2 separate regions of the Mus musculus genome follow, and region 2 is linked to region 1. The links are chromatin loops, found by intact Hi-C in ENCODE. Cell type or tissue: left cerebral cortex. All regions are shown on one strand. Links, peaks and the distances in the headings refer to the core of each region. The heading gives the core; the rest is flanking DNA.

Region 1 (12,406 bases), core at 2,409-10,408:
GTGTGAAATTGTCTTCTGCAGTTTTCTGTTCTGAACATGATGAAAGTGACGTATTCGGGTTAGGGATTATTGTTAAATTAAATTTGAGAGAGATGAAGAGCTTGCAAGTCTGTTGATTAGAATTAAACAATTACAAATAACATAACCTGTCCATGGTGCTGGAATAGACCCCACAGCAAGGGGCTTATGTTGTTTTCATATTTTAAAACAAAAAATATATTAATTTACATATAAGGGGATTTATGATAATTGTATTATATCTAGTTGAGTTTCATATTCTTAATTAGCCTGTAAATAAAAATGACATATTCTACATTAAAGCAGTATTGATCAGATTTGAAGGAAAATAAATGTTTTCTCTTTCATTCACATTAAATATTTTGGTTTATTATGGGTTCTGAGTAGCTCCTGTGACTTGTATCATTGTGTCATGAAATACCCAAAGACTGAATCCAGCTGCTGGGGTAGAGTATCATAGATTGGGTAGGAATTGTTTAGGCTTAACTGTTTCATCTGAATTAGTTAGAAATCTGGTAGTTAGGAACTGTCAAAACAACTCTGGGATCGATAGTCTGTTTTAAACTTAGCAGATGGAAGAAACTCTGGTCTCTTTGGCTTGGTTTCGTATTACAGATCTTAAAAGCTAAAGTTACATAATGAGGACAGCATTGATAAGAGTATAGTATGAATCCTTGTATTTGAAAGGAAATTCTTTCATAGACACCTACATCTATCTAGTTTAGAGTTTTCCAAAGTACATGTAAGATTATTTTGGTAAACATTCATAAGCTCAGAAACTGTCTTTCATTATGAGCACTTAGAAATACTTGTCTCCTGCTGTCGGGCAGCTGTGATTTAGTCCTTACATCCGTGTGCGCCCTGTGGCAATTGAAGCTACTGATTCTGAAGTTCTCTAAGGAAAAGTCTTTAACAAAATTCATCTCCTCAGGCTATTGCTTGGTTTGTGAGATATAAAAAGGGATCTGCATTTTCAGTATTGATCAATGTTATATTTTAGAGAGGTTACAATCTACCTTGAAAAAGGAAAAAAAAAAAAGGTACAAACGTATTACGGATTACCATGTGTTGTTGGTGATAAATATTTTGTTTGACAATGAATGTTTTCCAGGTTGTCTTGAGCCATAACCACCCTTGCAGCAGAACACATCTCTTGACATCTCCAGCAGGAGGACATTTAGCTGTCTGGAGGCCCAGCTGCCTCAAGCTGGGATTGTCTGTGTTCAGGCTGAAGCTGTGCCTCTTCAGGTGGCCACTGACCAGGACAAAGACCTTGTGAGTCATGGAGACTGCCAGGAAGACTCCCTACGTTATACTTGAAGTTACATTCGCTCAGTCCATTCTCCTCCAATCGTGCACACACTTTGTGGTTGGCTTGCCTCCACCCCCCTCACTTGCTTTTATATCACCAGCTAATAAACCTTTTGCACAAACAGCTGACTGAGATAGACACAGATACTTAAACCCAATGAATGGACTGAAGTCGGGGACCCTTGTGGTTAAATTAGGGAAAGGCTGGAAGAAGTTGAGGACAAGGGCAACCCCCATAGGAAAGACCAGCAGTCTCAACTAACTTGGACTCCTGAGATCTCTCAGATACTGAGACACCAACCAGGCAGCATATACTAGCTGATATGAGGCCCCCAACACATATACAGCAGAGGATTGCTAGGTCTGGCCTCAGTGCGAGAAGACACACCTAACCCTGGAAAGATTGGAGGCCCCAGGGAGTGGGGAAGCCTGGCAGGGTTTGGGAGGACATCTTCTTGTAGATGGGGGATGAGGGATAGAATGAGGAACTGTGGACCGGGAGGGGGATAACGACTAGACTGTATAAATAAATAAATAAATAAATAAATAAATAAATAAATAAATAAATAAATAAAAAAAAAGATAATTTTTAAAAAGAGCTGTTCATCTCCTACCCCAAAAATGAAGCAGGATAGCTATCTTGGCTGGATACCTCTAGTGCTGACATAGGAGCATGGCTTAGTTGCTAAGTGTTTCAAAGATCATATACTGGAAATTGTGAGCATAGTAGAGCAACACTGTCATTCTGAGGGCCATTTGTGGTAATCTTCTGGTTAGTATATAACAAGGTCTCAGGAGGATACCACCTTTTTTTAGTTAGTAGGAGGTTCACACACCTGACATGTCTATATAAACAACAGGATTTGTGTTGTTCACCTTCAGGGCGTTTGGAATTTTTACATGTAGTACGTGCTGCTACTAGGTGACCCTATAAAATGTGCTCTAAACAAAGTTTTGAGAGCCTACCCCCCATATCGTATGTATGGTGTATCTGTCATCAGAACTCCTTTTCTCTTTGTGTGTGTGTCTCACTTTAAAATGATCTTTATTAAGCCTATCTGTGGTCATAGGCTCAGGCAAGCTTCCCCCAGTGAATAGTGCTTTGCGTGTGGAATGGTACAAGCCTGTTCAGCAGCACTGGGACAAATCATAGGTCCAAGGCAGATCTTGTACGCAGACCCGTGGCTCTTCTGCAAATGGGTCATCTTGAGGGGTGTTCTTGGAGACTCCTCGGGTAGTCTAACTGGGGAAAGTTCCACAAGGATTCTCGGGGACATTCAGCAATTTGGGTGTTAGGAAGACATGATGATGACAGTGTCAGAACAGCAGAGGTGGCTGATCACATAAGGTTGTGTTGGTGAACTGCTGATGAAGGACAGTCTATGATCAGGATACATCTGATACTTCAACAGGAAAGCTAGACCTCAAGGAAGGGGAAGGAGTTCGGAGGAAGCCTCCCTCCTACAATGAGAGGACTGACAGGGCATTCAGTTGAGCTTTCACAGAATATCTATTCCTAAAGCCAATGGGGAAATGTAAGACATGGAGATATTTTGGATGCCCCTGAGGATGGTAACTGCTGATCCTCCTGGATTGCTTAATCTTGGAAAGTAGCCCATGCCTCCTTTAAAACCAGTAAATGAGGAACACTCCTCCATTGCTGGTGGGATCGCAAGCTGGTACAACCACTCTGGAAATCAGTCTGGCGGTTCCTCAGAAAATTGAACATACTACTAACTACTGGAAGATCCAGCAATACAACCCCTGGACATATACTTAGAAGAAGCTCCAACTTGTAATAAGGACACATGTTCCACTATGTTCATCTCAGCCTTATTTATAATAGCCAGGAGCTGGAAAGAACCCAGAGGAATGGATACAGAAAATGGTACATTTACACAATGGAGTACTACGCAGCTATTAAAAACAATGAATAAATTCTTAGACAAATGGATGGGTCTGGAGGATATCATCCTAAGTGAGGTAACCCAATCACAAAAGAACACACATGATATGCACTCACTGATAAGTGGATATTAGCCCAGAAACTTAGAATAACCAAGATACAATTTGCAAAACACATGAAACTCAAGAAGGAAGACCTAAGTGTGGATACTTTGATCCTTCTTAGAAGGTGGAACAAAATACCCATGGAAGGAATTACAGAGACAAAGTTCAGAGCAGAGACTGAAGGAATGACCATCCAGAGACCACCCCACCTGAGGATCCATCCCATAAACAACCACCAAACCCAGACACTATTGTCGATGCCTATAAGAGCTTGCTGACAGGAGCATGATAATAGCTGTCTTTTTCTGAGAGGCTCTGCCAGTGCCTGACAGATACAGAAGTGGATGCTCACAGCCATCTACTGGACTGAGCACAGGGTCCCCAATGAAGGAGCTAGAGAAAGGACCCAAGGAGCTGAAGGGGTTTGCAGCCCCCTAGGAGAAACAACAATATGAACTAACCAGCCCCCAGAGCTCCCCGGGACTAAACCACCAACCAAAGAGTACACATGGTGGGACTCATGGGTCCAGCTGTATATGTAACAGAGGATGATGTAGTCAGTCATCAATGGGAGGAGATGCTTTTGGTCCTGTGAAGGTTCAGTGCCCCAGTATAGGGGAATGCCAGGGCCAGGGAGCAGGAGTGGGTGGGTTGGGGAGCAGGGGGACAGGGGAAGGGTTAGGGGATTTTCAGAGGGGAAATTAGGAAAGGGGATAACATTTAAAATGTAAGTAAAGAAAATATCTAATTAAAAATAAAGCTGGGCGTGGTTGCACACGCCTTTAATCCCAGCACTTGCAAGGCAGAGGCAGGCGAATTTCTGAGTTCGAGGCCAGCCTGGTCTACAGAGTGAATTCCAGGACAGCCAGGACTACACAGAGAAACCCTGTCTTGAAAAACCAAAAAGATAATAATAATAATAATAATAATAATAATAATAATAATAATAATAATAATAATAAATTTTTTAAAAAGTAACTCATCCTTGGGAACTGGAGAGGTGGCTCAGTGGTTAAGGACTCTGGCTGCTTTTCCAGAGAATCTGGGACCAATTCCCAGCACCGATATGGCAGTTCACACCTGTCTGTGAGTCCAGATCCAGTGGGTCCCATATCCCTGCAGACATACATGCAGGCTAAACACCAATGCACATTTTAAAAAATTATTTAAAAAGACATTAAAAAGTAGTCCACCTTTCCTATTAAAACCTCACACTTAGAGATTGCTATTACTACCCTATATCCTGAAACAGTAGGAGCCCCCTTGCCCTGCTGGCAGGCATATAACTAGGGTTAAGTCTTAGCAATGCTCAACTAAAGATACACAGTGTAAGAGAATACTAATACACAAGAAGTGTTAGGATTAAGCTGGCATGGTGGCATGCTCCTATAAACCCATCACTTGGAAGGCAGGAGGGAGGACAAGTTCTGGGCTACATAATCTAGGACAGCCCAGCCTTTGAACCTTGAGAGTAAGACTTAGTTTCCCCCACCACCCAATGTTACATTTAGTGTATTCTGCCAAGAACCAATGGGGTACTTCAAAGATGAGAGCATATGATCAAGGAGTATAAAAAAAAAAAAGAATCCTAGCCCGGCATGGTGGCGCAAACCTTTAATCCCAGCACTCGGGAGGCAGAAGCAGGTGGATTTCTGAGTTCGAGGCCAGCCTGGTCTACAAAGTGAGTTCCAGGACAGCCATGGCTACACAGAGAAACCCTGTCTCGAAAAACAAAACAAACAAAAGATTCCTAGTTCCTAGTTGCAGGGATGGGGGAATCGACTGACTTTGGAAAGGGATGTTGAAGAGACACATACTTAATCATAAAGATGCAAAACCCAGAGGAGGAAAAAAGGAAGATAACACTGGACATAATTTTGCTCCCCAAAAGATGATATGCTAATACAAAACAGATTAAGACAAAAACATTTAGAATAGAGGTATTTTATTTTATTTTATTTTATTTTATTACAGTTTACTACAAAGTTGAAATAATAACCTTGTGACTTACTTTCTGTTCCTGTGATAAAGACATCATGCATGACCAAGACAACTTGAAATTAACAGAAGAGTTTATTTGGGGGCTTACATTTTTAGTTTGAGGCCACACCCATCATGGCAGAGAGCATGGCAGCAAGCAAGCATGACATTAAGAGCAGTAGCTAAGGCTTATACACTGATCCACAAGCATGACAGAACTAACTGGGAATGAATGGGCTTTTGAAACCTCAAAGTCCGCCATTAGTTTCACACTTCTGACAAGGCCACACCTCCTAATCCTTCCCAAACAGTTGTACCTACTGGGGAATAAATACTCAAATATGAGCCTATCTATTAGGGCCATTCTTACACAAACCATCACACCTTGTATACACCTACTTAAAATAGCCTTAGAGTATATAAAGGGAGGGGCCAAGATAGTTCAGTGGGTAAAAGCACTCGCCTCAAGCTTGATGACATGAGTTTGATCCCTGGAAAGCACAATAGATGAAGACATTCAACTTCTGAAGGCTATCCCCTAGCCACCATAAAACATTCACAGCATGGCAACACACGCGCGCACGTGCACACATACATCCCACCCCATACAGACACCTGAAATGCACAATAGAGGAAGACATTTAGCAATCATAGCACAACACGGAAAGAAATTAAGGTTTGAACAACAAAGGCTTGATATAAACTTTAAGTAAAGGCTTTAGTTTTTGTATTTGATAAAAGAAAAACCTGTATTTTCTAAAAAAAAAAAAAGGGGGAGATGGATGGATGGATGGTCTGTAACAAGGAAACTTGGGTAAATAAAACAGACACTAAAACTGATTTTAAGGTTAGAAAGGTAGGTGTAATTTGGGAAAGCGCCAGTAGGGGGAGAGAGATCCCCAAAGCTGCATTTAACCCAGTAGATTGGAGGGCTTTTTGTCTGTAAAACTAGTGTAAAACAACTAGATTCATTCTAAGGATGAACAAATTCAAGACTGGAGAAGTTATGCCATTTGATCAGAGTTTCACAGTGTCAGTCATAACTCAGGTCCCTCTCTTCATTCTTTCATAAGCCATGAAGAATGAAAAGGGAACTATCTAGGCTTTCAATGTTACATTTTACTATATTTTACATTTTTTTTTTTCTGAATGGCACATGGATTGATGGAGCCTAAGTTTAAAACAGTTCTAATGTTTTTTAATGGTGATCAGTAGCTACAAGGGGATGAAATGGAGGCAGAAAGGTCAGGTATTCCAGAGCATCCTCAGAAACACAATGAACTCCCTGCCAGCTGGCCTATATGAAACCAAAACCAAAAGGAATGAGTGTACTGCTTGTCTGTAATCCCAGAATTAGGAAGGACTTGGAAACGAGGATCAGAAATTCAAGGCCATGCTCAGCTTCATAGGGAGTTTGAAACTAGCCTGGGCTCTAGGAGACCCTGGCTAGCTCCCCACCCCTACCTCCCAAAAGAAAAAAAACATGCTTAGTATGCACTGTGTAACTCTGATCAAATGGCATGTTGTCAACTGGGGCTCAATATCCATCACCACATGAATTCATCATGAAGTCACATACCTACAAATTGAGCACTCCCTTTGGCTGGAAGAGGGCATCAGGTCTCCCAGAATTGGAGTTACAAACAGTTGTGACCCACCATGTGGATGCTGAAAATTAAACCTGGGTCCTCTGGAAGAACAGCCTGTGCTCTTAATCACTGAGCCATCTCTTCAGCCCATAGACTTAGAAGAGTTATGGGATGAACAAATCAGGGTGTCTGAACTGTGAAAAAAGGTGACAGAGATGAGAGGATCAAGAAATCTGTTGTCAGCTGGGCGTGGTGGCACACACCTTTAATCCCAGCACTCACGAGGCAGAGGCAGGCAGATTTCTGAGTTTGAGGCCAGCCTGGTCTACAGAGTGAGTTCCAGGACAGCCAGGGCTACACAGAGAATCCCTGTCTCGAAAAAACAAAAAACAAAAAACAAAACAAAAAAGAGTAATCTGTTTTCTGGGGGCTGGCGAGATGGCTCAGCAGGTAAGAGCACTGACTGCTCTTCCAAAGGTCCTGAGTTCAATTCTCAGCAACTACATGGTGGCTCACAACTACCCATAATGAGATCTGACGCGCTCTTCTGGTGTGTCTGAAGACAGCTACAGTGTACTTATGTATAATAAAAAAATTTTTTTTTAAATTGTAAAAAAAAATGAAAGAAAGAAAGAAAGAAAGGAAGGAAGGAAGGAAGGAAGGAAGGAAGGAAGAAAGAAAGAAAGAAAGAAAGAAAGAAAGAAAGAAAGAAAGAAAGAAAGAAAGAAAGAAAGAAATCTGTTGCCTGTGCATGTGTGAACTCTGTTGATGGTTCATTATAGTGTGCATATCTGACAATTGTAGCATTAGCATAATCTGAGGTAGGAAGTCTGTGCGACAACACTGCAGATCCAGGTAAGGGAGTCCTGGGGTTTAGTGAGTTGGAGCCACACAGGGCTCTCTTCAAATCCCTAAAGAAAATCAGCTTTAAACAGCCATAGTATAAAGAGAATCTCTTATACACTGTATAAAGCAGTTACCTGTCAATAAAGAAACCTATGCCCAAATGAGCCATAGCAAGAAGTAGAAGGTGAGACATCTGGGAGAAAGAGAAAATTCTGAAAAATAAAATCAAGGTATTTGTCTCAGAACTTTGAGGAAGACAGTTGCATGAACTCTGAATAGAGGTAATAAGACATATGGCACACTTAGAATAGAATAAACTGGTAATTGAATTATGAGCTAGTTGAAGAATAAGCCACACTATTGGCCTAGGCATTTTTAAAAGATTTATTGCTGGGCAATGGTGGCACACACCTTAATCCCAGCACTTGGGAGGCAGAGGCAGGCAGATTTCTGAGTTCGAGCTCAGCCAGGTCTAGAGAGTGAGTTCCAGGTCAGCCAGGGCTACACAGAGAAGCCCTGTCTCAGAAAACCAAAAAAAAAAAAAAAAAGAAAAGAAAAAGATTTTTAAATTTAATTTTATGTATATGAGTACACTGTAGCTGTACAGATGGTTGTGAGCCTTCATGTGGTTGCCGGGAATTGGATTTTTAGGACCTCTGCTTGCTCCAGTCAACCCTACTTGCTCCAGCCCAAAGGTTTATTTATTATTATACATACATAAGTATACTGTAGCTGTCTTCAGACACACTAGAAGAGGGAGTCAGATCTCATTACAGGTGGTTGTAAGCCACCATGTGGTTGCTGGGATTTGAACTCAGGACCTCTGGAAGGGCAGTTGGTGCTCTTACATCAGCCGGGCATGGTTGCTCAAACCTAAAAGCCCAGTACCTGGAAGCTAAGTCAGGAGAACTGCTGAGAGTCTGAGGTTAGCCTAGGCTGCATAATGAGTTTGAAACAACCCTATATAATGAGACTTGGCCTTAAGATGAAAAATGAAACAAACAAATAAAATCCCCTGTCTTGGTTAGGTTTACTGATGTGATGAAACACCATGAGCAAAAACATGCTGGAAAGGAAAGGGTTTATTTGGCTTACACTTCCACATCATAGTCCATCAGTGAAGGAAGTCAGGGGCAGTAATTCAAGCAGGGCCCGAACCTGGAGACAGAGCTGATACAGAGGCCGTGGAGGGGTTCTGCTTACTGGCTTGCTACCCATGGCTTGTGCAGCCTGCTTTCTTGTAGAATCAACGACCATAAATTCAGGGGTGGCACCACCCACAATGAGCTAGGGTTCCCACATCAATCGCCAAATGCCCTACAGGCTTTCCACGGCCTGATCTTCTGAAGGTCTTTTCTCAGTTGAGGTTCCCATCTCTCAGATGACCTATGTCAAGTTTACACCCTGCAAACTAAAGTAATGCTAATGTGCATCTAGAGTCAGGGAAGGAGGGTAGATAGGGGGAGAGAAAGATGAAGCCAAGACAAAGGTTTCTGATCAAGTCTCAAGTATTCTAACTGCGAAGCTCTCTCTCCAGCCCAATGTAGGCCATTTTTTTTAGAAAGATTTACTTATTTAATATTATGTCTGTGACTATTTACCCCATCTGCATATCTATGTACCATGTGCATGCCTGGTGTCCTGAGAGTTCAGAATAGGGCATTAGATACCTGGAACTTGAGTTACAGACAGTTATGAACTGCGATATGGGTACTAGAAATTGAGTCCAGGTTCCCCACTAGAGCAGTAAGTGCTGTTATCTGTGGGAAAACTCTGCTAATTAAGGTCAAGGTCTGCCATTGACTGGATAGCCTCTGAGTTCCGTGCAATATGGAGGACTCCCTTCATTGGCAGGGCGTCTCCTTCTCTGACCTTGTCTGGGGAATTCAAAACCCTCACAGATGCCTCTCCCTAAGGAAGATCACATTCATTCAGCTAGCACCTGAGATTCGAGCAATGTCTCCCCATGCTAATGAGGCATTTTGGTACTCTCATCCTTCAGCCAATGACCTTTGCCCGTCTTGAATGTTCCTACCCCCAGTTTCACAAATTATATCAGCCTTATAGCACCTCAAGTAAGGTGCATCTGTCTCTCTGCAGCTGGTCCTGGTGTGATCATTCTCATGGCTTCCAATCCCCAGCCCCTCCCTCCACCCCAGTTTGTCATCTCTGCTCCCTTTGCCCTCATTGACCATATCATCCGATGGTGTCTGAGGACAGGGAAAGTCACATTACCTACTGAGTTCTCTGTCTTTCCAGCCCTTAGGCTTAGGCCTTCTTTAAAAATTTTCATTACATTGATGTCAGAAGGTACCTAGGAAAGACTAAGGCATGCAAATGAGTTTTCTGGAGATGGCCCAACGTTTTTGCACAGCTTACAATGGGTGAGCTCTGAGATGTGAGATGACCAGTGACTTCATAGCAGGATTGCTTCTTGCTGCTGATATGCCTTTCCTGTCACTATTACACAGCCTCATGATTCCTGGGCATCAGCCCACCCTATTGGGTAAATTTTCAGCTGAGCAACATGAAGATGTACTCTCATGCAATAATGCTGTATAGATCAATTGATAATTTCACAATTCCTGATAAGGATTTTATAGAACTCTTAAATTAATACAAGTAATCCCAAGCCCCCTATAGAATAAAGATGCAAATAGAGCTCTGTAAACCGCCATGCATCACGGACTAATTGCTCTAGGATAAGAAAGCAGGCTTGAAATGAATTTACGATCAAGGAAAAATATTCATTCCAGTCAGGTCCTAGGATGAAGCCATGGCTGTGCTCTATGATAAAACAAGGCCGTGTGAAACTGTTGCTTTGAGCTTATAATGTGCTTATAGGATGAAACACTACTTTGAATTTAATACCAACATCCTTCTGTAACTCCCCCTTTGTATAACATTTTATCTGTGAGGTAATATGTGGGGCATTGAGCTATGCACAGACAGTCTGGTCTCCAGTCAAGTTGAGAGGTGAACAAACCCCAGGACCTGGTGGTGATAATTCACCTACATGGGAAGGAAGGAATTCCCTCATATCTCCTGGACTCAAGGCTCCTGTGGAAGTTACTGCCCCCTACAGCACCCAACAGGAGAAGCATGGCTTTTAGTCACATAGACAATGTCCCAAGCTTCTAACCTTCAGGCTAGACTCCACCCCAGTTACCTAGCAAGGAGAAGGAGAAGGAGGAGGAGGAAGAGGAGGAAGAGGAGGAGGAGGAGGAGGAGGAGGAGGAGGAGGAGGAGGAGGGTCCAAGAGTGTGGCATTTGAGGCTCAACCCTATCCACCAAGTTTATATATGTATATGTCTGTTTGTCTAAATGTATGTGCATACTTATATGTGTAGGTGTATGAGTATGTATGTAAGTAAGTATGAACACTTGTGGAATTGTTAAGACAGGTGTTCCAGCCCAGTCAAAGTGTGTGTGTCTGTGTATGCTTGAATTCTCCCTTTCTTCCTCTTCTTTGCTCTCAGACTTACAAACATCTGTGGAACTCCAAGTCTCCCACCAGGCCAGCAAGGGGCCCTTGAATCAGAAAGAAACTAAGCCTTTTTTTCTAATTCTGCTGCTGCTGCTATCAGTTAGAGTCAAGTTACTAGAAGCCATTGACTTTTGGCCTTAGAACAGCAGAATTAAAGGAAGAGAAAAATTACCAAAAGTAAGCAGCTATTGGCCACACAATAGCAGAGTTAAGGACAGAAGAAATCACCAAAAGTAAGTAGCTTTTGGCAACAGAATAGCAATGAGTTAAAGACAGAAGAACCAGCAGGGCGTGGTGGCGCACGCCTTTAATCCCCAGCCCTTGGGAGGCAGAGGCAGGCGGATTTCTGAGTTCGAGGCCAGCCTGGTCTACAAAGTGAGTTCCAGGACAGCCAGGGCTACACAGAGAAACCCTGTCTCGAAAAACCAAAAAAAAAAACAAAACAAAACAAAACAAAAACAAAAAACCAGAAGAACTGTCTAAAATAAAGCAGCTTTGGCCCCAATCACATACCCATTTCTGCCTTCCTCAGGAAACTAGGTGCTGGGACAAGTCCCCAGCACATTGACACTTTATTTTGTGAGAGAGAAGGTATGGTATTTTCAAGTTTGATGGCAAGTGCCATCATAGTTAACATAGAAAGCATCATTCTTTTGTTAGTGTTGTTTGTTTGGTTGGTTAATTGTAGTTCAGAAATGTGGTTTGAGGATAAGCCTTCTAGCCAAGCTAGATTGGCCTATATGAAAGTCGGGAGCAGTTTTATTAGAGTTGGTGACAGCGGAGGTGAGAGCCCTTTGTGTTCCAGTGACAACAAATGGAAACACTCTTGAAGGTAGGACAGAGTTGCATGTGCCTGTTCTAACATGGGAGGTTGAGGCCGAAAGATCGCAAGTTCAAGGTTATCCTCAACTACAGAATCAGAGGGCATCTTGTGGTACCTGAGAGTCTGTCTGGATAAAATGAAAATCATATAAACAAAACTTTTAAAATAATGAATGGCCAGGTACAATATTAATTAGAAGAAGAAAGGATTAGGGAATGAGAGCAACATGGGGAGGTTGCAGGACAGAGGAAAGAGGAGGTTGCTGGAGCATTTTCCTGCTTGTTAAAATGTGTTAGGCGAATGGTACATGAGAATTCTCTCCCTTGACATTTAAAAATATTT
Region 2 (12,406 bases), core at 2,881-10,880, 110 kb after region 1:
TAATTGGGGCTTGCTTACAATTTCAGAGGTTTAGTCCATTATCAGCATAGTGGAATATAGGCAGACATAGTGCTGGAGGAGCTGAGAGAGAGAGAGAGAGAGAGAGAGAGAGAGAGAGAGAGATACTGGGCCTGGCTTGAGCATTTGGAACCCCAATACCCACCCCCCAGTGACACAGTTCCTCCAACACAGCTGAACCTATTCCAACAAGGCCAGACCTCATCTGTGTCAAGTAGCTCCACTCTCTAATCATCAAGCAATCAAATCAATGAGCCTGTGGAGGGTCATTCTCATTTTAACAACTGCAGGAGGAAAGGGTTTATTTGACTTATAGTTCTGTGTCACAGTCCATCACTGAAGGAAGTTAGGGCAGGAACTCAGGCATGAACCGAAGTGCAGATCCTGGAGAGCAGAGAAAGCTGCTTCCTGGCTTGTTCCCTGGCTTGCTCAGGTCGCTTTCTTAGCAGTCCAGCACCTTTCTTTCCAGTGGGGAATCACTCACAACACAGTGGGCTCTTCCACAACCATCATTAATCAAGAAAATATCACACAGACACTCCTGCAGGCCAGTCTGATGGAGGCAATTTGTCTACTGAGGCTCTCTCTTCTTAGGTGACTCTACTTTGTGTTATTCTGACTAAAATTTAACAGCACAGTGGTCTGCTTTCAAGTTCACTACTCAGTCCAGACTGACTTCCAACACTCCATCTTCTCGTGTATAGGGACTGAGGGAGCCTTAAAGCTAGAACAGTTTGTTTTGGAGACTGGGTTTCTATGTAAAACAGTCTTAGCTCTCCTGAAACTTGCTTCCTAGACCAGACTGGCCTCAAATAGACATCCATCTGCCTCTGCCTTCCAAGTGTTGGGTTCAAAGGCATGCAGAGCTACGGCCGGTTTTAGTGTAGATTTTGATATGCAATATGGTATGCATGTCAATGGAGCCATGTTTTTTTGTTTGTTTTTGTTTGTTTGATTGATTGATTGTTTTTTGCTAGAGACAAGGAAAATTACTCCTTTTGGAGACAGAAACTGGTTTTACAAGTTCCTGAAGAATACTGGCTTTTTATAGACAGAATAAAGAAATCCTTTTATAGTCCAGTTTGAGCTCATTTCTGGATATGTGGACTGCCTGAGACCTAACACAAATCATCTTTAACTCTAGTTTCAGGGGATCTGATGCCTCTTCTGACCTCCGTAACCACCAGGTGTGTGTATGGTGTACACACACACACATGCAGACAAAACACACCTATAAAAGAAATAAATCTTAAAAGTTAAAAAAGATGTATCTTTACTGTGAACCATTATACTGAAGCTCTTATTGAATATACAGAATGCCAAAAATTTTATGACATATGCATTTTATTTACTTATTTTTCCAAGACAGGATCTCTATTCATCCCTAGCTGTATGGAACTCACTGCATAGACTTACTCAGAGATCTCTGCCTCTGCCTCTGCCTCTGCCTCTGCCTCTGCCTCTGCCTCTGCCTCTGCCTCTGCCTCTGCCTCTGCCTCTGCCTCTGCCTCTGCCTCTGCCTATGCCTATGCCTATGCCTCTGCAGTTCAGGAATTAGATGTATTAAATGTATGTGTCACTGTATCCCACATATATGTATTTATATTATCCAAGTATAGCCTTCTGCCAGAAGAAACCAAGATAAGTAGGAATGTGCAATAAAGTTATGTCATATATGTCACAGGTTTACAAACATTTTTCCATCTTAGAATTATAACTCTTTTTCCCCCCTTGAGACAGAGTCCCACTATTTAGCCCTGGCTGGCTTGGAACTCCCTATGTAGAAGACAAGGTTGGCCTCATCTGCCTGCCGCTGCTTCCTGAGTGCTGGGGTGAAATGTGTGTACCACCATACCTGGCTTATAGTAATGTTTTGATTTTGTTTCGTTTTTCTTGACAGAGGGTCTCTCTCTCACTCTGTAGCTCAGGCTGGACATGAGCTCAGATGCTAGAAGTACAGGTATTGTGTGAACTGTCACCCCAAATTGCACACATACGGGGGTGAGAGGGCTTAGCTGGTAAAGGTGCTTGCCACCAAGCCTGAGTTTCTGTGTTTGATCCTGGGAACCTACATGAAAGAAAGAGAGAACCAACTCCTCCAATTTGTCTGTGATCTCCATGCACAAAGCCCACTGTAGCACCTTCACCAACCCACATTAAATAAGCTAATGTAATAAAGACTATTAAAAACCAAAACCACAGGGCTGGAGAATGGGCACAGGTTACCCACTTTCAGGAGACCTAGTACCCACTTTAGGCAGCTTTCTCTAGCTTCAGGGGATCCAACACCCTCTTGAGTCTCTGAAGGTACACACGTACACACACACACACACACACAGAGAGAGAGAGAGAGAGAGACAGAGAGAGAGAGAGAGAGAGAGAGAGAGAGATACACACATATACACACACCATATAGTCCTAAGGCAAATACAAACACATATATAAAAATTATAACAATAGGGCTGGAGAGTTGGTTCAGTGGCTAAGAGCATTGACTATTCCTCTAAAGGTTGAATTTAATTACTAGCCACTCCATGGTGGCTCACAATCATCTCTAATGGGATCTGATGCCCTCTTCTGCTGTGTCTGAAGACAGGGACAGTGTACTAACATACATAAAATAAATAAATCTTAAACAACAACAACAACAACAACAAGATGTGTGTCATCACCACCTGGTGAGGCACATTTAAAAAAATTATCAAAATAAATCTTAAAAAAGCAAATCCCAAATCATCCCTACATAGACACACAATGACTCACACAAAGAACCAACTGACTTTCTGCTCCCCTCCCCTTTTGGGACGGGGCAACTCAGGCAGGGATTGCAGGTGTAAGCCACCACACCACGATTTACTTCTTTCTAATACCTTTCGCTAAGGTAACCATTGTTATGTTTGGCGTGAGTTCTTCCAGCAAGTTCAAAATATGGCTTTGAGTTTTACTTTAGGAGCATTGCTAATTAAGTGTAATTATTGTATCATGGGTGTGCTGACCATCATACAAATAAAAACTTAAAGACAGATACAATTTGGTTTAAAATTTGTGGTGAGTATAAACTTGGAGTTGCTATGAATGGGCTCTTTGATTTCATTCCTTTGCACAAGAAAAGCTGGTTGGACTGGTTTTTCTTCGCTGTATACAGCATTCCTGGCACAGTTCGTCTTTCCCAAAATTCTTATCTACCTTGCGAAAACATTCTTTGTATTAACTCTTTATTTTTGCTGGGCAGTTCTAGGGAAAATAACTTTATTATATTTCTCTTTGCAGGAAAAAGGCCAACCCATATGGGTATCTTGTTGCTCTGATGTGATGGAAGCAAAAGCCATCTCTAACAAGTTAGGAAACACTTGTCATTTTAAACCTAATTATTATGTAGCATATATATATGATACTTTCATGTATATACATCATTACATTTTGCTCATTCTTTTTTACCCATTGCCATCTTCCATTCCTCCTTGCCCCTCCTGGTACTCTTTCTCTCTCTCTTTCTCTCTCTTTCTCTCTCTTTCTTTCTTTCTCTCTTTCTTTCTTTCTTTCTTTCTTTCTTTCTTTCTTTCTTTCTTTCTTTCTTTCTTTCTTTCCTTCCTTCCTTCCTTCCTTCCTTCCTTCCTTCCTTCCTCTTCTTTCTTTCTTTCTTTCTTTCTTTCTTTCTTTCTCTCTCTTTCTTTCTTCCTTTCTTTTTTTCTTTAAGATTTATTTGTTTATTTTATGTATATGAGTACACTGTAGCTGTACAGATGGTTGGTTGTGAGCCACCATGTGGTTGTTGGAATTTGAACTCAGGATCTTCAGAAGAGCAGTCAGTGCTCTTAACCACTGAGCCATCTCTCCAGCCCCCCTGGTACCTTTTCTTAATAGTCTTCCTCCCGTTCTCATCTCTCTCTCTCTCTCATACACACACAGTGTCATATATGTATGAGACATATATATGTCTTATGTCATATATATAAGTATACACGTATACTTAATGTCTTTAGATGTAGAACTGCATGTGAGATAAAACATACAGTGTTTTCTTTCTTCTCCCCATTGTCTGCTCTTGTTTCTTTCTGTCCCCTTTCTTCCCCAGACGTGGTCCCCTTTGGTCTTCATGCCATATATATTGGAACATGAGAAGCTGTAGAAATGGACATTTAAAATATCAAAACAAGCCTGGTGTGGTAGCTCACACATGCAATCCCAGTACTCTGACGGCTACCACAGGAGGACTGCTTTGAGCTTGAGTCCAGCCTGAAGATTTTAACCTGGTTCTGCTTCCTGGCTACAAAGGGACCCCCTGGTCTCCTGCTCCTGTTGGTGCCTCCTATGCCAGCATAGTATATGTCCCTTTGAATGGGACTCACAGTTAAAGACATTACACTGGGTCTCTGAAGAAACTTTGCAATTAAAAAAAAAAAAAAACTGGAAAAAAAACCTCACCAAAATTCAGTGGTGAATGCTTGAGGAAATGGCTGGGAGTGGAGCATGAGGTCTCACTTCTTGGTCACCCTTTTCTCTGACTGTCGACAAGCATTGTGACCAGTTGGCTTCCTGATTCTCTTGCCCCGTCCTTCCTGCCATGATGAGATGTAATCACACTCTGCCCCCACATAAATGTAAGCCAGAATAATCTCTTTCTGGCTTCAATCACCTTCTGTCAGGTATTTCGTTACAGGAAGAAGAAAGAAAGGCGCGTATGGAAGTGTCCTTTAGAGGAGATGCAAACTGTCTGGGCAAATAAAAATCTCCAAACATATTTCCTCCTAACAATAAAAGGAACTTGAATTTGTAAGCCAAATAGTGTGGTGCACGTCCGTAATCCTAGCCCCTAACACCTCCTACCCCCCCCTCCCCCCCAGGCTGTGGTAGAGAGATCAGCAATTCAAGGCCAGCAGGCTGAACCCAGTGAGTTCTAAGTTGATCTGGCAAAAAAACGTGAGAAGTGCCACACAAAACACAATCAAACCAAACCAAGTCAGAAGCACAAAGCAACTAACAGAAAACTCATACTCTCTCCTGGCTTCCTAGATTAGGGATTCGTTGTCTCTGTTCTTGGATTTATTTCTACGATGCTGTGAGAAACGTCTGAGTCCAGGCAGGCAAACACAAGCTGCTATGAGGAACTGTAGAGATGTGGAGAGGAAAGCAGGTGGCAGCACAAGGAGGCAGCAGGCCAGGCGCCTTCTATTCCACAGCCATTGTGAGCCCCGTGGAAAAGCAAAACAGCACAAGCCTTTCCTGCACGGTTCAGATGGGGTCTTTGCAGGAAAGGCTGAACAGTGCAGAGTGCATGGCACTAACACCCAGTTTATATGGTGCTGGATGGATGCCACGAGATTGTGCATGCTAGACAAACACTACCAATCAAGCTATCTCCCAGCCATTTAATTAATTAATTAATTAATTAATTAGAAATCAGGGTCATGTGCTGGGATGTATAGGCATTTACAACCTAAATATCCTATTTTGGTATGTATATATTTGTATAGCTTATATATTTGTATCCTATATATAATATATATATTTGTATCCTATCTGGGATGTAGAGGCATGCACATCCATGCCTGTGTTAAGTGAAAGGAGAGGTAAGTACTTACATTACACAACATGTCATGAGCCTGTGCAGTACAAAATATACATTTTTTTGTGACAAAAGGCTGAAAATATTTAGTTTTGTGATTTTAAGACTTCTATCGTTCTGTCAGAAAAATAACCTTTATGATGTTTTTATAAAAGACTTGAGTCAATTACAGCCATTGAAAAGTTTGTTCAAACTTCCCTGTCTTTTCTTGACCGGAGAGTCTGGAGACAGGACAGTAGTTCTGGAATAGGAGGAAGTCATTGCTCTCATGGGCAGTTGGCGACCACCATGAGAGAACACATAGGTGACCCAAAGATGTTTCTATTAGTTGTGCTTCACCTGCAGTCGGTGGAAAGCTTTGGGTCTGGGGAGTGCTACACTGCCACCGTGTGGAGCAGAGGCTTTCAGCGTGAGCAAGGTCGCCTGCTGCATAGCTAGTACTAGAAATTTACACAAGATGTACTCTAAAGCAAGAACATATGAAAATACCATGTATTTCCAGTTAGGCAAGAATTAAGATAATGATTGCTTTCTGTTAAATGAAGGTATGTAAAATAATAGTTACCTTGTGAGTCAGTCTCTTGGAACATTTGCTTGAATGAGAACCGTAAAGCTCATGGAGGAAAGAAGTGGATTTCTATTTTCTTCTGCACTAAGTCCCAATAGAGGATGACCACATGTTTCATTTTGTTTGTAATTAAATGTCTTCCCCAGGACCCCTCATGTGGGTACTGAGAGAGCTCCCGGCAATTGGAGCCTGATCATTCTCCTTAAGTCAAAAATAGGTATTGCTGTATGAGGCAGGGATTCAGAGCTCTTCTGTTTCTAACAGTTTGTTACAGACATAAGGGAGCTTACATAGAGTTAGAACAATAGGGCGATTTGAGGCATTAGCTGCAATCTAACGTGGGGTTTGGTGGCTCATTTGCACTTGGGGGATAGCAGTAAGAGGATCAGGAGTTCAAGGATGGCCTCAGCTACATAGAGAGTTCAGGGCCAGCCTTAGACTACAGAAAAGCCTGTCTCAAAATAAAACTAAAAGCAAAACAAAACAAACACCAAGAAGTTGATGGATCTAATGTTATTAGCAGCATGCTAAACTGTAACCAAATATCTCTCAATCATTGAGTAGACAATTGGAGGTGGCATATTCACATTGAAGAATATTGTCAGGGCTGGGGACACACTTCAGCACTATAACGTTTGCCAACATAAATATGGCTCTAGGTTCAATCCTCAGAACCAAAGAAAATGAAAGGAAAAAATATTTCAACAATAAAATGCAATGAAGTTTCAAGCATGAGTACTTTATGAAAGAACCTTAAATATTTTATACTAGTGGCTGGAGAAATGGCTCAGTGGTTATGAGCACTTACTGGCTGTTATTCCAGAGCACTTGGGTTCGATTCCCAGTGTCCTCATGGTGGATCCTAAACATCCATAAGTCTAGCTCCAGGGAATCTGACACTCTCTTCTGGCCTCATTGGGGACAGGAATGCAAGTGATGCACAAATACACATGTGTCTCCCCTGTCCCCACCAGTCATTGTGTACCAGTGGTCTCAGGATGCTGAGGAGCTGAGGAGCTGAGGAGCAGGGTCTCAGGTGGTAGAGAGTTAAAGCTCAGGTAAACTGTTTCAGAGGGCAGCACATCGATTGATATAGTGGGGCAAGTTTATACAGTTCGGGGACAGGGGCAGGACAAGGGAGGAAGTGCCCCACTGGGCCCAGGAAAATTCCAAGCTTATCAGCTAGATTAGTAGACTGGCAGGTCACATGATTTCTGAGAATCCAGTTCTCTGGTGTGAAAACAGAAGTTTAACTAACTTTATCATGAAGTGGCCTTTGTTTCTACAGGTTTGAGTAGGTCCAAGCCTGATTTGGGTATGAAGTAGCCCCACTCCTGTCACACTCTCTGAGAAGTGTCTATGGTATGTTCATTGTCCTACCATAATCCCTCATTTAGCTTAGGAGCCCAACACTGGTCACAACATCTGGTCAAAATACCAAAACACTCACACAATAAATTAACATAAAAAAAAACCCAGTATACTCAGTGGAAGAAGCCAGGCACAAAAGACCACACATTATACAGTTAATTTATATGGAATATCTACATTAGATATATCCATACTGTTTACCAAGGACTGGTGGAGAGGGAATGAGCTGTGTTGGTTAATAGGAATCCATTTCTGTTTGGATGATGGAAATATTCCAGAATTTGATAATAGCACTTGTCATATAACCCTGTAAATATACTAAACATCACCAGACAGTACACATTAAATAAGAGAACTGTGTTGTTTATGAATTATATCTGGAGAAAGGGGTTTGAAAGTGAATAGATACTGGCCATTATGCTCCCCCTGTGGCCGACTGTGAGCAAGAGGGAAGCTTCAAAGGAAGCAGAATATAAGAATAAAACTTACACATCAAAGTTTCTACAACTGCCTCTAAGTCTGTTAGCTTAGAGACATTTGAAGAGAGAAGAGATGATGATTGATGATGATAATGACCATTAATGATGATGATAATTAATGATCGTTGATGATGAAGAACAATCCAACTCAGTATGGTAGCACATCCTTTTAATTCAGCACTTGGGAGTTACAGGATTGGGAATTTAGTGATTCCTCTTGAGCTCATAGTGAGTTTAAGGCCTGGCTTAGCAAAATAAAATTATGTCTTAGAAAAAAAACAAACAAAACCAACAAATAAAGATAATAACAAAACAACAACAACAAAACTAACAAAACCAACCAACCAACAAACTAAATCTGAAAAGATAAAACCCAAACCAACTGAGTAGGCACTTGTCTGGAATCCCAGAATTTGGGAGGTTGAGGGAAGGAGGAGGAGGAGGAGGAGGAGTTCAAAGCTAATCTGGGCTATAAAGCAATACTCTGTCCCACAAAGAAAGAAATACAATAGCCCATACCTGTAATATTAGCTCTTGGAAGTACAGGCAGGAAAATCAAGGCCATCCTTGGATATATAGCAAGCTCACCACCAGCCTGACACATATGACTTCTGTTTCAAAAAACCAAAGAAAAGAAAAACGGAGATAAAAGAGAATGAAGAAAGAAAAAATGGAAAGGAAAGAAAGACACTCAGATAATAATAAATTGGCCAAACAAGCAAACAATGGAACAAGGCTTTGAGTAGACATTTCTGTGAATGCAGATATAAAACCAACTAAAATGGAGTATCAATGACTAGGATGGCTGATATACTTTGTTTTTTTTTTTTTATTTATTTTTATTATATAGAAGTACAGTGTAGCTGTCTTCAGACACTCCAGAGGAGGGAGTCAGATCTCATTACGGATGGTTGTGAGCCACCATGTGGTTGCTGGGATTTGAACTCAGAACCTTCGGAAGAGCAGTCAGTGCTCTTAACCGCTAAGCCATCTCTCCAGCCCCCATACTTTGTTTTATAGACACTATATATAATACTGAGACACAAACCATAGTGCTATGGCTAGGGTACTATGGTTAAGTAGAAGTGTTTAGTATCTGAACCAAAGTTTACCAATAAATAAATAAGGTCCTGTGCATCTGATGTTTAATTAGGACTCATCTAGTGATAGAGAAACAAGTCAAGAGAAAACAATTGACTTCTGAATGGGGGCAAACACTCTTATATGTATACACACACACACACACACACACACACACACACACACCTTTTTTTTCTTTTTGAGAAACTATCTATCCTTGGCAGGACTTGAACTCACAGAAATCCACCAGCCTCTGTCTCCAGAGTGCTGAGATTGACGGCTTGGACCACTACACCTGGCTGTGTGTGTGTGTGTGTGTGTGTGTGTGTGTGTGTGTGTGAAAGGTCTCATTTAGCTTAGGCTGGTCTTAAACTTGATATATAGTAATTTAATTTCCCAAAGGCAGTGATTATGATCAATGATCTCCACATCTGACTTATTTGTGTGTGTGTGTGTGTGTGTGTGTGTGTGTGTGTGTGTGTGTGTATAAGATTTTATCACATTGTGGAATACCTAAAAATATACAACAAAGTGCAGAAACTTAAACTTAACCTCTGACACAAAACATGACAGTGGTAGGCTTATGAAATATATTTGTTGAATGAGCCATTTTCCATTTTGAGTTTTCTTTCCATTTTGATTTCAGAGACTGGCAAATTGCAATGTCAAACTCAACAGTCCTCTGCGATTCTAGGACTTCTTTTCTTAGATCACAGCCTCTACTCAACCAACACCCACTTCCATTTTTCATCTGCCCTGCTCAGGCTAGTACAGATTTTCAGAAATAGTCTATTATTGCTCTAGCAGCATAAAATATGTATAATAAAAAGAATCTTTTGGGTTTGCAGAGGTAGTTCAGCATGTAGCATGCACAAAGCCGCAGCACCACAAAACTAGCTGTGAGGGTGCACACTCTTATCTAAGAACTCAAGAGGATCAGAAGGTCAAGATCATCTTCAGCTACAGAGAAAATTAGAGGCCAACATTGGCTATGTGAGATCGAGAGAGAGAGAGAGAGAGAGAGAGAGAGAGAGAGAGAGAGAGGGAGGGAGAGAGAGAGAGGGAGGGAGGGAGGGAGGGAGGGTGGGAGGGAGGGAGAGAGAGGGAGGGAGGGAGGGAGAGAGACTTTCTTCTTTGAATGTAAACTCTAAGCCAAATATTTTAATTATTTATATACAAAACTAGAAAACGTTGTGTCCACAAGTGCATGCACACACATCCTATCACATCACACCAAATGTATGCAGTGCTGTGCATACAGAACCCAGGGCCCCATATATACTATACAACACCCTACCAAAGAAGCTGCATCCTTACTCCCAACATTAAATGTTCACCTACACTATTTACAGTGAAAGTCAAGCTATGGTAGCCTTTCCGGGCTTGGATCTTGCTGTATAAACCTTGTTTTTCCCTGACTTTGTGGCCTGTGCTACATGAGACCCTGACTCAAACAAAAAGGTCTGTGCCAACCTAGAACTCACAAAGTCACTAGAACCACTGTGAGTTATGAGTGATTTCAAAAGAAAGGAATTAAACTTGGTTATACAAAAATTAAGAAGTCGTATCTTTGTAAAATCTCCATTGCAGACCTCTTCTCTCTCCATGAGAACCAAATAACCCTATTAAAACAATGAGGTACAGAGCTATTGTATTAGTCAGGGTTCTCTAGAGTCACAGAACTTATGGATAGTCTCTAGATAATAAAGGAATTTATTGATGACTTACAGTCGGCAGCTCAATTCCCAACAATCGTTCAGTCACAGCTGTGAATGGAAGTCCAAGGATCTAGCAGTTACTCAGTCTCACGCAGCAAGCAGGCGAAGGAGCAGGAGCAAGAGCAAGAGCTAGAGCTAGACTCCCTTCTTCCAATGTCCTTATATTGTCTCCAGCAGAAGGTGTAGCCCAGATTAAAGGTGTGTTCCACCACACCTTTAATCCCAGATGAAAGGCGTAGCCCAGATTAAAGGTGTGTTCCTTAAACTCGGAGATTCAATCTTCTGGAATCCATAGCCACTATGGCTCAAGATCTTCAAACCAAGATCCAGATAAGGATCTCCAAGCCTCCAGATAAGGGTCACTGGTGAGCCTTCCAATTCCGGATTGTAGTCATTCCAAATATAGTCAAGTTGACAACCAGGAATAACCACTACAATCCACCCCTTGTCAACTTGACACAAATAATATCTCATGTTCACATGAAACAATAACAAGGTTGTAAATACGCCTAACATGATATAACTATTCCTCGTACAATCGCAAACGCATTTGTAAATTTACAATGGGCATTCATATTACTTTATAATCCTCGTTTCTGCAACTGGTTACGTGGCCTTAATTGGTATTTATAACTACCTTCCTCTACTACCCATTCTGTATTTCCTTCTCCTTCAGCCAGCACCTCAGCAGGTCTTGGCTCTTTTCCTGGAGGATTGACCCATACCTTCATTCCTGATGGGTCTGCATCCTTTGTCATCCTGCTTGGATTAGGCTGTTGTAGTTTCCCATTGACTTTAATCACAGGACATGGTAGTACTAAGAGACGCCCTAAGGGATCTCCTACACTCCAGACATAATCTTGCTTACCACCATTGTGAAGAGGTAATCCAATTTCCCCATGGTAATCTGGATCTATCACCCCTCCTAACACTGTTATTCCTTTTTTAGCCTGTTGGTTTAAGGGCATTAGAAGCCCAAAATGACCAGGGGGAAGTCTGAGCTTCCAGTTCAATGGAATGTTTGTTGTAGCTCCTGGTAGGAGCATTCCCCTCTCTGGAGCCAAAACTTCTAGGCCAGCAGAACCTAGAGTTATGGGGACAGGAAGCAAAAATTTTCCTAGAGGGTCACTAGGAGTGATAGTAAGTGGAACTATTCCTTTTTCCACCCCTTGATTCCTGGACCCATGAATCCTGGCTATGGGTGAAACTGTACCATATATCGAGCGCTGATTCAAAGCATATACTGCCTTCTGAAGAACTCTGCCCCAACCTTCCAAGCTGTTACCACCTAATTGGCACTGTAACTGCGTCTTCAAAAGGCCATTCCATCTTTCTATCAGACCAGCTGCTTCAGGATGATGGGGAATGTGGTAAGACCAGTGAATTCCATGATCGTGGGCCCACTGTCTTACTTCTCTGGCTGTGAAATGAGTTCCTTGGTCAGAAGCAATACTGTGTGGAATACCATGACGATAGATAAGGCATTCTGTCAGTCCGTGAATGGTGGTTTTAGCAGAGGCATTACGTGCAGGAAAGGCAAATCCATAACCAGAATAAGTATCTACTCCAGTAAGAACAAAACGCTGTCCTTTCCATGAAGGAAGTG

Evidence for each region. Hi-C counts contacts between places; a loop is a spot of excess contacts. Peaks named below come from ENCODE experiments on the same cell type or tissue, not always from the same donor. Only the 100,000 strongest peaks of a DNase experiment are listed, where the experiment ranks them.
Region 2: a loop joins it to region 1, with 4 times the contacts of the local background. A loop is called at or near these places in 21 of 42 quality-filtered maps.

Annotation. Positions count from the first base shown.
Region 1 is chr10:52,325,022-52,337,427 of GRCm38, reverse strand. It overlaps Gopc (golgi associated PDZ and coiled-coil motif containing), which reads left to right. Exons shown (of 9, transcript NM_001199272.1): 9 at 1-404. Among named protein-coding and RNA genes, the nearest start is that of Gopc, 51 kb to the left of the region's middle. In left cerebral cortex, for the core only: a CTCF peak has its summit at 6,196 (motif pointing right); a DNase peak (open chromatin) is centred at 6,196.
Region 2 is chr10:52,210,537-52,222,942 of GRCm38, reverse strand. No RefSeq gene overlaps it. Among named protein-coding and RNA genes, the nearest start is that of Dcbld1, 17 kb to the left of the region's middle. In left cerebral cortex, for the core only: CTCF peaks have their summits at 5,148 and 5,986; DNase peaks (open chromatin) are centred at 5,145 and 5,971.